Regions from separate parts of the Mus musculus genome. Here region 2 is linked to region 1. The links are chromatin contacts, found by POLR2A ChIA-PET in ENCODE. All regions are on one chromosome and are shown on one strand. Each heading gives the region's core, a stretch centred on a gene start or an enhancer-like site at or near the end of the contact. The rest is flanking DNA. Distances are from core to core; before and after follow the strand shown. Region 1 holds the start of Cap1 (CAP, adenylate cyclase-associated protein 1 (yeast)). Region 2 overlaps Mfsd2a (major facilitator superfamily domain containing 2A).

Region 1 (4,993 bases), core at 1,075-3,574:
ACAACCAGCCAGACACCCCACCCCGCTCCCAGCTCCTACCGAACTCCAGGCCTGAGTATTTCTCATAGCAGTACAGACCAAACCCTCTTCTGCCACACCTTTGCAATTTGCCCTGGCTAGACCTGGGGGCACTAATGCCCAGAAGGCTACAGATTTTTTTCTTTGTCACTTCACAATTTTATATCTCTTTCCAATGAACCTTTTATATTCCTTATCTGAATGGTACTGACAGTATCTTAGACCAGAACAGCAGCAATTTCCAGACTACAACTACTTCTTCACTCCCATAAATAACAAGCCTCCAGTTCCTTGGATTCCAGCCTTGATATCTGCCCTAGGCTTCAGCTCGTGATTCTCCTGCCTCAAACTCCAGGTGCTGACATGGCAGACACACACTATCACATATGGCCAAGACTGCTCAAATGCAACCCCTCTTGGTCATTTCCACTTCCCCTCTCCAGCTCAAGCCATGACACAGCAACAGCTTTTTAAGTACTGGTCTACTCCAGTGTCTGGTCCCTTCCCACTCTGCCAAGTGGGAAAACCCTTCAAAGTATCCCCATAGCTTCCAGGCTAAAATCCAAATTCTTTAGCATGCTTCCAAGGGCCTCCCTATTTGACTCCACAACCTCTCATTTTCTCCACTTCTCCAAGTAATACTGGAACCACAACACGGCTGACTAGTCACTTGGGTCTTTCTCATGCCTAGGTCTCTGCGCCTTTCCATCTAGTTCTGCCTAGAAATCCGTTTCCTAGGCTCATTATATGCCTAAGGAAATCTTGAAACACTAAGTCCCTCATTGTTGCCTAGAACTGTGGTTCAGATATTTCTCCTGTTCTCAGTAGCTCTGTGTTCACACAGTGCACACACTCAACCACCCTTGATTTGCCGGTTCCTCCCATACTGTACATATCACCAGAGAACAAGTGTATTCCTAGCCAGAAGGGCTAAGTGCCTAAGCTAAAATGTTTTCACACATACTGAGGTCCAATAAATGCTTGGCAGATGATGAACGTGCTGTTCTAACCCTGGATTTTCACTTCAAGGGAAAGCAGTACAAAGAGCTACAGCTGACAGTTCTGATACTAACTAACCTCTATCTAATATATTCTCTCTCTCTCTCTCTCTCTCTCTCTCTCTCTCTCTCACACACACACACACACACACACACACACACACCCTCTTGATCTTTCAAAACGCTTCTGACTCCCTTGCTGCGTCCTTCCACAGCACCCTCACCACATTTGTAACTATTTCTTAACTGTCTTTCACTGCTAACTCGATGGGGGCAATGACTAGACTTTTCAAAGCTGTATTCGATGACATTTTCCATGTTGCCAACACAGAATAAACACAGCGATCCTACGACCACAGGCACTTGGCAACTGTGCCAGACCCAACCTGAATCATCTGACTTCAGATCCAGAAGTGGACAGCACCTCCCATAAAGTTAGCTTGGATTGCGAGTGAACAGTGGCAGTCTAAGAGTAAGGGGAGCTCACTGAACGTAAACGCAGGGCTTACTAGCCTACCTTAAATTTAACAGGCATTCCAAATTTTTAACTTTTTTTTTTTTTTTAGTTCTACTACCAGATAGCCTTTAACCTGCAGCTGCCCAGATCGAAAGTTAGAGAGGTTCCAAGGAAAGGAAGGATCTAGGACTGGAAACCTCTCTCTAAAACCAGATTCTTTTCTTCTCCGAGATCAAGTTACCCATCCGAGTAATGGGAACAAGACCCGGTCAGGAGGAAATTCTAAGGTCTCCCAGGGTCCATTCAGTTGGTTAGGATGCCTTTAGGAATCAGGCCTCCGCGGAGGCTGATAGGCAGAGCTGCGAAATCAAGGAGAAAGTGGCTTCCCCAAGACCTCCTGGTTCAATCTGGTACCCCAGCCCCACCTCAAGAGACCGCACCCAGGAGCCCGGGATGGCCGAAGGGCCCAAACCCCGGCCTTTCAGCAAGACTCCTCAAACGCGCGTAGGCTAGCACAGCCTTTACTAACGGCCAGGACCCGGTGGGCCCCAAAGACCATCCCAATCCTTATCCAACCACCAACCCTCACCTTAAGAGTTCCGCCTCACCTCCGGACTGCGATCAGCCGCTCTCCACTTCCGGCAAGAACCGCCCAGCGGTCTTCGCGCGACCCACTTCCGGGCCCTCACTGGGCGCGGCACCCCCACCGGAAATGAACCACTGGCTGTAACGCTAGCCCGGGGGAGAGGAAGAAGTTTGGCCGCTCCGCTCGTGACTCCGCCCTCATTCCCCGCCACCGGAGAGAGAATCTGGCTTAGGAGCGTTTGGAAAAGGGCTCCGCCTCCAAGGGAGGTGGGGGAGGAAAACTCGGGGAAGGGGCGTGTCCACGGTTGGTCACGCCCCGAGGCCCAGACCAATAAGGAGCTGGAGTTCCTAACCAAGCCCCACCTCCTCAAAGGAAGACAGCTGAGTGGCTGCTTGTTTTGTCAATTTGTGCTCGGAGACTGAGGTCGTTACGTTTTTAGCCTCAGTCCGGAAGAGGTTCAGGGAACAACAGTGGGGCTAGAAGGCTCTGAGACCCAGTGTCTGGTGGTTGGGGGGACCGGGACCAAATTTCGCCCCTGGCTGGGCGTGCAAGCCTTGGTTTCCCTGTCTGTAGTACAGAAAAGCAATGGACTCGGTCGCGGAGGCTAATAGAGTAGGCTTTGAGCGTCTGGGCATGCTCGCCCTCGCTCGATTCCGAGGCTAGGGCTGGGAAGGTGGAGAAAATCTTCCACTCGCGCCCCACTTCCTGTTTGCTCTGTGCGTTTTGTGACCATAGATGGTCAGGTCCGTGGCTGTGCTTAAGCTTCCGCCTCAGGCTTCGGAGTTCTTCCTCCCACCCTGTAGGGTGTGGTCCCTGAAATGAAATGAGCAAAATTAAAGGAGATCTTGTCCCATTCCTTAAAAATCTTGCTTTTGAGGCTTCATCGCCCCAAGCTATGTATGCCCAGCTGGCTGCTAATGAGCCCGTGTGCGATTCAGAGCTGTAACTGCAGCCTGCAGGGCAGTCTTCGCCTCCCTGCTTCTTAGACGGGGGATCGCGTCTTTGTTTCCTCCGGACTTAACACTTTCCAACCGGTCATTATCCTCCCACAAAGATTTATTTCTAGAAAAAAAATTGGCGAGTGCTGTGCTATGGTTCCTACCCCTTCGACTGGATGACTGACAACTCCGCGTTCAAGTTGAATGCAGGTGTTATATGCCAGAGTCAATCATTCAACAAATACAGTTCATGTAATAATAGCTACCATTTACTGTGCGCTGACTACATGCCAGGCTTGTGCTGAGCGCTCAAACCATTTTCATTTAATCCTAATAGCAACTCTCTGCGGTAGGTACCATTACATCCTCGGAGCTTCAAATGAGGAAGCTGAATAACTTGCCAAGGTCACAAAGTAGATGTTGAAACTTTAAACAGAGCACGCATTTGACTGTCTTAGAACCAATGAATTTAATCATCCCCAGTGATAGATAGATCTGGGAACATTTGAGGCATTGGGTGCCTCTGGTTGTAGACGTAAGTTGTTCCATTCCTGACTCCGAGCCCTTTACTAGCGTCCCGACTTTGATCAAGGTGCTTTGGACAATTTACTGGCCTCCCCCAGTTTATGACTCCCAGTTTGTTTAAAACAGAAATGACAACATACCAAATTATGGCACAAAAATCATCCGTTTATAATATGTTCATTTCAGGGGCAGGTGTGGTAATGCTCACCTTTAGTTCCAGCACCCGGGAAGCAGAGGCAGGTTGATTTTGTGAGTTCAAGGCCAGCCTGGTCTACATAATGAGTTCCAGACACAGTGAGACCCTGCCTCAAACAAACAAATACATTTGGGCTGGAAAGATGACTCAACTGGAGAAAGACATCTGCTTCCAAATCCTGAGTTTGATTCCCCAACACCTACCTGACAGAAGGAGAGAAGACTTCAAAAAGTCATTCATGGTCCATGTGGGTTCAATCTCTCACACAACAAATAAAATTTTTGTTTTATTTTCTCTTGAGAAAACTTCTCATACCCTTGGCTACCCTAGAGCCAAGACCAGACTAGCTTTGAACTCAGACATCTCTGCCTGTCTTTGCCTCCTGAGTGTTAGATTTAAAAGTATGGGCCAACTTGCCTGGTCAATAAATAAAATACGTTTAAAATTTAAAAGTTTAACCAATAAATACTGTCTTAACATCAAACAGAGAGTTGTGATGCACACCTTTGATCTCACCTCTGGGAAGATTGAGATAGGACGACTCTGAGTCTGAGGCCAGCCTGGACTACAAAGCAACAATTTGCCAAAACAAAACAAAACAAAATCAAAAGGTTAAATATGAGTCTATATGCAGCTCAGAACAGACAGCCCCTCCCCCTAACCAATTTTACCCTCCTAAATCTCTTTTGTGAGTAGGGACACAAAGTATACAGATCATCCATCCATGCGTCCAAGAGCAATAGAAGAAAGAGGGGACGAGAGGGGGCCAGTGAGATGGTTCCTGGATTAAAAGTGCCAGCCACGTAAACCTGAAGAGCTCTGTAATACACATCAAGGTGGAAGGATCGCCACACGTTTGAAATAGCATGCATGCCCACATACATGCATACATAATACATACACAAATTAAAGACCATTTCCTTACCTGTAAAACTGGGATGATAATTTATAGGGTTGTGATGAGAAATAGAAGCAGCCTTTTTGAAATCATCTTGTAAAACAATGATAGGAAACATAACTTACAGCCAATATGCTGAGGAACTGCTTGTTTTGACTGAGCATATAGATGCATACACTTATGACTCCAGTGACAGATAGGATGAAAACATTACCTGCTGTATACATGTCTATATATTGAAGGATATATATTTGGCCTTTCCAAACACTATACTACCTTATTCCAGTTCTACACCCGGGAAAAAACAGTAGCTTGCTGCTGGCTTTTTTTGTTTGTTTGTTTGTTTTGTTTTTGTTGTTTTCTTTTTCCTTAGCTGA
Region 2 (5,416 bases), core at 1,030-3,529, 69 kb after region 1:
GTTTTAGACATGACCCAGCAAGATTTGTCAAGCCCTAAACCCGATGACATGAGTTCAAATTCACAGACGGGTAAGAGAAAAAGAATCAACTCCTACAAGTTGTCCCCTGACCTACACATACACATCACAATCTATCCTCCCAGAATCCCACCCTCAGTCCCAAGAAATAGTGGTTGACAGGGAAGAAGGAGTAGGGATTATCTTTTAATGAACTCAAAGTTTGGGTTGGAAAAGATAAAAAAAAATTATTGGGATGAGCTAGGCAGTAGAAGCACATGCTTTTAATCTCCTGCATTCAGCAGGCCAACCCAGGCAGAGTCCCTGAGTTCAAGTCCAGCCTGGTCTACAGAGGGAGTTCCAGGGCTACACAGAGACACTCTGTCTCAAAACAACAGCAACAACAAAAAGGTTTGGGATAGAAGGTAGTGATGGTCACACAAGGATGTGACTATACTTAATGCTACTTTATTGGACACCTTAAAAGTTTATAATGAGCTGGGCATGGTGGTGTGCCCTGTAACCCCACATTCAAGAAACAAAGGCAAAAAGGCCTGAGTTCAGAGTCAACCTGAGCTACATATTGAGATCTGATTTTGTTTTTTAAACGAAGAGCACAGGGGCTGGAGGGATGGTTCAGCAGTTAAGAGCACTTGTTCTTGCATAAGACCTAGGGTTCAATTCTCAGTACCCACATGGCATTGGGTAACTATTCATAACTCCAGTTTCAAAAGATCTAACGCCCTCTTCTAACCTCCCCAGGCACAGATATACATGCAAGCAAAACATTTACACACTAGATTCACTATTGGTTTGTTTTGGTTTTTGTTTGTTTGTGTGTTTTGTTTTGTTTGAGACAGTATCTTTCTACATAGCCCAGGCTGGCCTCCAACTCAGGGACCCCCCTGCCTCTACTTAAGAGGCAGATACAGGTTGATTTCTGTGAGCTTAAGACCACACTGCTCTCTACATAAGAAATTGCAGGGTAGCCAGGGCTGCACAGTGAGACCCTGACCAAATAATAAAACAAACAAGGGTTTCGCTGGAGGTGCACGACTCTAATCTGGGCACTTAAGAAATGGAGAATCAGGAGGTGGAGGCTAGCTTGGGCTGCATAAAACCTTGCCTTCAAAGAACAAAATTGAACAAAAATCAAGGCTATAGAACACTTGCTTGGCATGTGCAAGGCCCTGGGTTTGAGTTCTACCACAAATAAATACATGAATAAGGCAAATGCTATGCTATAGATATTTTGTCACAGTCTTTGCAACAGTCATATAGCATATTAAAAGGTGACACATGCTATGGAGAAAAGAAGAGAGTAAGTAGACAGGAGACTGAGGGCACAGTTCTCAGCTGGCTGAGAGGACGATGGGGTCAGGGAGTCAAGACTGCAGATCTCTGAGAGTGTGGCCCCAGTCAGGGGGAGAGTCGGTGCAAAGGTCCTGAGGCAGGAGGATGGAACAGCAGGGCCTGTGGGCCGGAGGACAGTGAGCAAGGGAGATGGAATTAGGAGATAACATGTGGAGAAAATGGCACACCTCACAGGCAAGTGTAAGGACTTCCACTTTGTGTGTTGAAGTAGGCTTGAGTCTTAAATAAGTTGACAGAAAAATGTTGAACAGTACTTGGGACATTAAGTGTTTGCTGTGATCACAGCAGAAGGGCTCAACTGGAGAAGTGGCCTTCGGGAACTACTACAGGCCAGGGCTGCAAGTGGACAGTGCCTGGTAATCCACCAACCTCAGGCCCCCCTGCATCTCAATCTCTCTGTGTGACTCTGCTGACAGGGTCTCACAGTTGGCCTTAGGAGTTCCCAGGTGAGAGAATGTCACTTTCTTTGTAGTTTGTAGGAGGGGCTTGAAGTAGGAACTCTCCTAACACCTGGAAGGAGAGGAGAGCAAGGCTAACACTAGCCAACCCTGACAGACCCAACCTCTTTTTGGTCTCCAAGCCTAGAGGTGCAACCTGGGATGTCATGAACACAATGGCCCCTCGGCCTATGAGTCATCCCATGTGTATTCTGACGCATACCCAGGCACTTGCCATCTAGAAAGCAACCTAAGGGGACCTAGCAACTTTCCTGGAATAGCAGTCACACTGACCTAGCAAGAGTCTTCAGATCTCCCTCCCACAAGGAGGCCTTGCTTGCCCTCCTCCTCCTCCTCCTTCCACCCCTCCACGTTGTCGCCTCAGAGAACAGGGCTCCTCCTTAGCCTTCCTCAAACACTCCATCCTCAGAGACAGGCAGCTTGAACAGTGAACAGGAACCCGATGTGACTGGGAGTAACCCTGTGCCGGCATCGCGTCAGGCAGCGGCCTCCCATTGGCTGGGCCTCATGAGGCGATGTGGGAGCGGGGCCCCGCCCTCCACCAGCTGCCAAGAGGCCGGCACAGGGCCAAGTCTCGCAGGCTGGCTCTCAGGACTCCCTGAGCAGCTTGCCCAGGTAAAGGAGGCTCTCCTACCCCCTCCTTCACCCCCTTTGGCCATGAAGCCTGGATCAAAGGCTCCAAACTGGGTTTCTGCCAGGGGCTGGCAGGACTGGGGTGGGTGGGGGGCCTCGTGGGAAAGGAAACTGCGGAGGTGCAGAGGCTGCTGGAAGAGCTTTGAAGGCCGGAGACCAGGTATGGGCGCCCCTGGGGCAGGAAGGCGCCCACTTAAGCTTGGATGGGCTGGAGATGAAAGGGGTACACCCCCCCACCTCCTGAAGCAGGATGTCCTGGAGGGAACCAGAGCTCTGCTTGGCCTGTCTTGTATGTCTCCATCACTGTCTGATCTATGGCAACTGCCTTCCCCCAACCTTGCCCCACAAGCTGAAGCTGAATAACACCAAGGGAAAAAATAGTCCCATCACTCAGTGCTTTGGGATGGGTACACAAGGCCATTCTTGGTATTTCTTAGTATCGCCCCTACCCATGTCCTACCATTAACTACCTTGAACGAATGTCAGATTGTGTATCACTACCTGCCAGGAGCTGTTCTGAACGTTTTACATATTAACGTCCTCACCGTACCTCGGCTTTACCTAAGGATCAGAGATGTTTAATAACTTGCTTGAGGCTGCACAGCTGTAAGTGGTGAAGCTGCCATTCAAACCCAGGTAACCTCTCAATTGTTTCAAAGACCTATCTACCTCTGCTGCCACAGAATGGCAGAAGTAGGGATTCCAGTCTCACCAAGGTGAGTGAGCGGACCTTGGGGAGCCCTGAGGCCTGAGCTGGGGGAGGAAACTAACTCAGCACTCTGGCCAGCCCCGAAATGAACTGTCTAGGTGTCCCAATGCTCGTGCCTGGGGCAGCTGAAGCCACAGGTTGAGAGGTTTCGACACCATTGAGCTATTGTGTCATGCTTTCCCATCAACCTCCAACCTGTGACAAGAGATGGAGGAGGACTTGGGCGGGGGGGGGGGGGGGGGGGGGGGGGGACACGACACCAGAAGCCTGCCTTTCTGCACTTCGAAGGAGCGTCTCTACTTACCAGGGCATGAGGCGGCCCAGGCGGGTCCAGGAGGACTTGCTAATGCAGAAGCCCACCAGAGGGTCAGTGAAGGCATCCCAGGCTCGGCCCACAAAAAGGATAATGGAAGCAGGAAGTGGTTCCACCTGCCATGGGGAAGAAGCAAAAGGTGTCCTTCATTCATTGCCTTAGCGGAGCATCCCTCCCTGGCACAGCTGAACCACCAAGACCTTACACCACCTCCCACCTGGATCTTAAACATTTTCATGAAGTTCTTTTTCCGTGTCAAGGTTTCCCTGCAGCCCTGGCTGTCCTGGAAGTCGCTCTGTAAACCAGGCTAGTCTCGAACTCAGAAATCCGCCTGCCTCTGCCTCCTGAGTGCTGGGATTAAAGGTGTGCGCCACCACTTGGTTTCACTCACTGTCTTAATAGTGACACTAGCAGGTTCCGGGGTTTATCGCAGTAGTAGTATGCTTGTCTAGAATGGATGGGCTGTTGGGTTTAGTTCTCCCACATTGTGATAAACAATTATGACAACAGTGGCTTGATGTGGTGGCGCACGCCTTTAATCCAACACTCTGGAGGTAGAAGCAAGATCTCTGAGTTCAAGGCCAGCCTGGTCTACATAGTGAGTTCCAGGACAGTCAAGACTACATAGAAAGGCCCAGTCTCAAAACAAAAACAAAAACACCCCAACAACATCGTGGTGATGATGGTGGCGACAACGTCGTATCTCCGATAACGGCATTTTTGCAGTGGGGCTATGTGTGAAGCTTCTCTAGATCTTTCCTTCCCTCTGCTGCACTTAGAAACATCTCATCAAACACTGAACATAGGTCACTTCCTTCCTTCCCCCTGACAGTTCCGAGCCCCTGGCCACCTGATAAGAGAGCTCGTGTTTGTTCCCTGCACCCCTCAGTGAGCCTCAGTTTCCCTATCTGTAAAAGACGTATCAGCTACAGTGTGTTTTTATGAGGTCAAGCTTTAGCCTGCATATGGAAAGGGGAATGCGGAGAGGTTTTCTTTTATCTTTTTTTTTTCTTAGAATTCATGTTACTTTTAAATTACGTGATCGTGTGTTGGGATTTGTTTGAACAAGTACAGGAGCCTTGGAAGCTAGAGATATTGGATCCTCTAGAGCTGGAGTTATAGGCTGTTGTGGTTGTGAGTGGCCTGGCCTGGGTACTCACAACTCAGGTCTTCTAAGAAAGCAGTGAGCTCCTAACCATGGAACAATCTCTCCAGTGACAACGCCCCCCACATACACACACACACACTGTGTGTGTGCGTGTGCGTGTGCGTGTGCGTGTGTGTGTGTGTGTGTGTATGTATGTAGAGGGAGACTCATCTGTAGTCCTGACTGGCCTAGAACTTGGCAAGTAGACCCAGCTGGTCTAACTTGCAAGTGCTGGGATTACAGATGTGTGACTTTATGCCTGCTCTATAGATGACTTTTAGAGAATGTCCTATAACCCTTTACTCAAACCGTCTCATACTTCCCAAACACTTTAGGGTCTAGCTTTAATATCATCCATAAAACCTTGATTTCTTTTTAACTTTGTTTTTGAGACAGAGTCTCAGGCTGGTTTTGAATCTTAATCCTGTCTTGGCCTCTTAAGTGCTGGGATAACTGGTGTGTGCCCCCATATCCAGTTGTCACAACCCTGCTCTGGAAAGCTGGCAGCCTTCCCCACACTGTATCCCCACTCTGTACTCTCCCCACTTATTGTAACCCCATTTTATAGTCAACTGCAGGTTCCTCTTATTTATAACCCGCTTGGGACCCAGCCATGGGAACTGTTGGAAACCTAGCTACTGAATGAGTCTTCTGTCTTTTCTGGGGCTTAGTGTTCCACACCTGCAAATGGAAACTAATATGCCTCGCTTGCCCAGAGATGCTACACAGAAAAGAGCCAGTGAGGGCACCCCGGAGCCATGGTTACCCAGTCTCCCACTCTCTCA

Evidence for each region. ChIA-PET counts read pairs that join two places held with the same protein, here RNA polymerase II (POLR2A).
Region 2: POLR2A ChIA-PET joins it to region 1 with 13 read pairs in embryonic stem cell. The contact joins the enhancer-like site here to the promoter of Cap1 in region 1. POLR2A ChIA-PET finds 5 or more read pairs at or near these places in 3 of 5 experiments (Patski and embryonic stem cell).

What each region holds. Positions count from the first base shown.
Region 1 is chr4:122,883,752-122,888,744 of GRCm38, forward strand. It overlaps Cap1 (CAP, adenylate cyclase-associated protein 1 (yeast)), which reads right to left and starts at 2,325. Exons shown (of 13, transcript NM_001358035.1): 1 at 2,063-2,325.
Region 2 is chr4:122,953,257-122,958,672 of GRCm38, forward strand. It overlaps Mfsd2a (major facilitator superfamily domain containing 2A), which reads right to left. Exons shown (of 14, transcript NM_029662.2): 3 at 3,476-3,600. Among named protein-coding and RNA genes, the nearest start is that of Mfsd2a, 5.2 kb to the right of the region's middle. Within about 2 kb of position 2,280, at least 1 of the 3 ENCODE cell types and tissues checked has a DNase peak (open chromatin) inside an H3K27ac peak, as active enhancers do.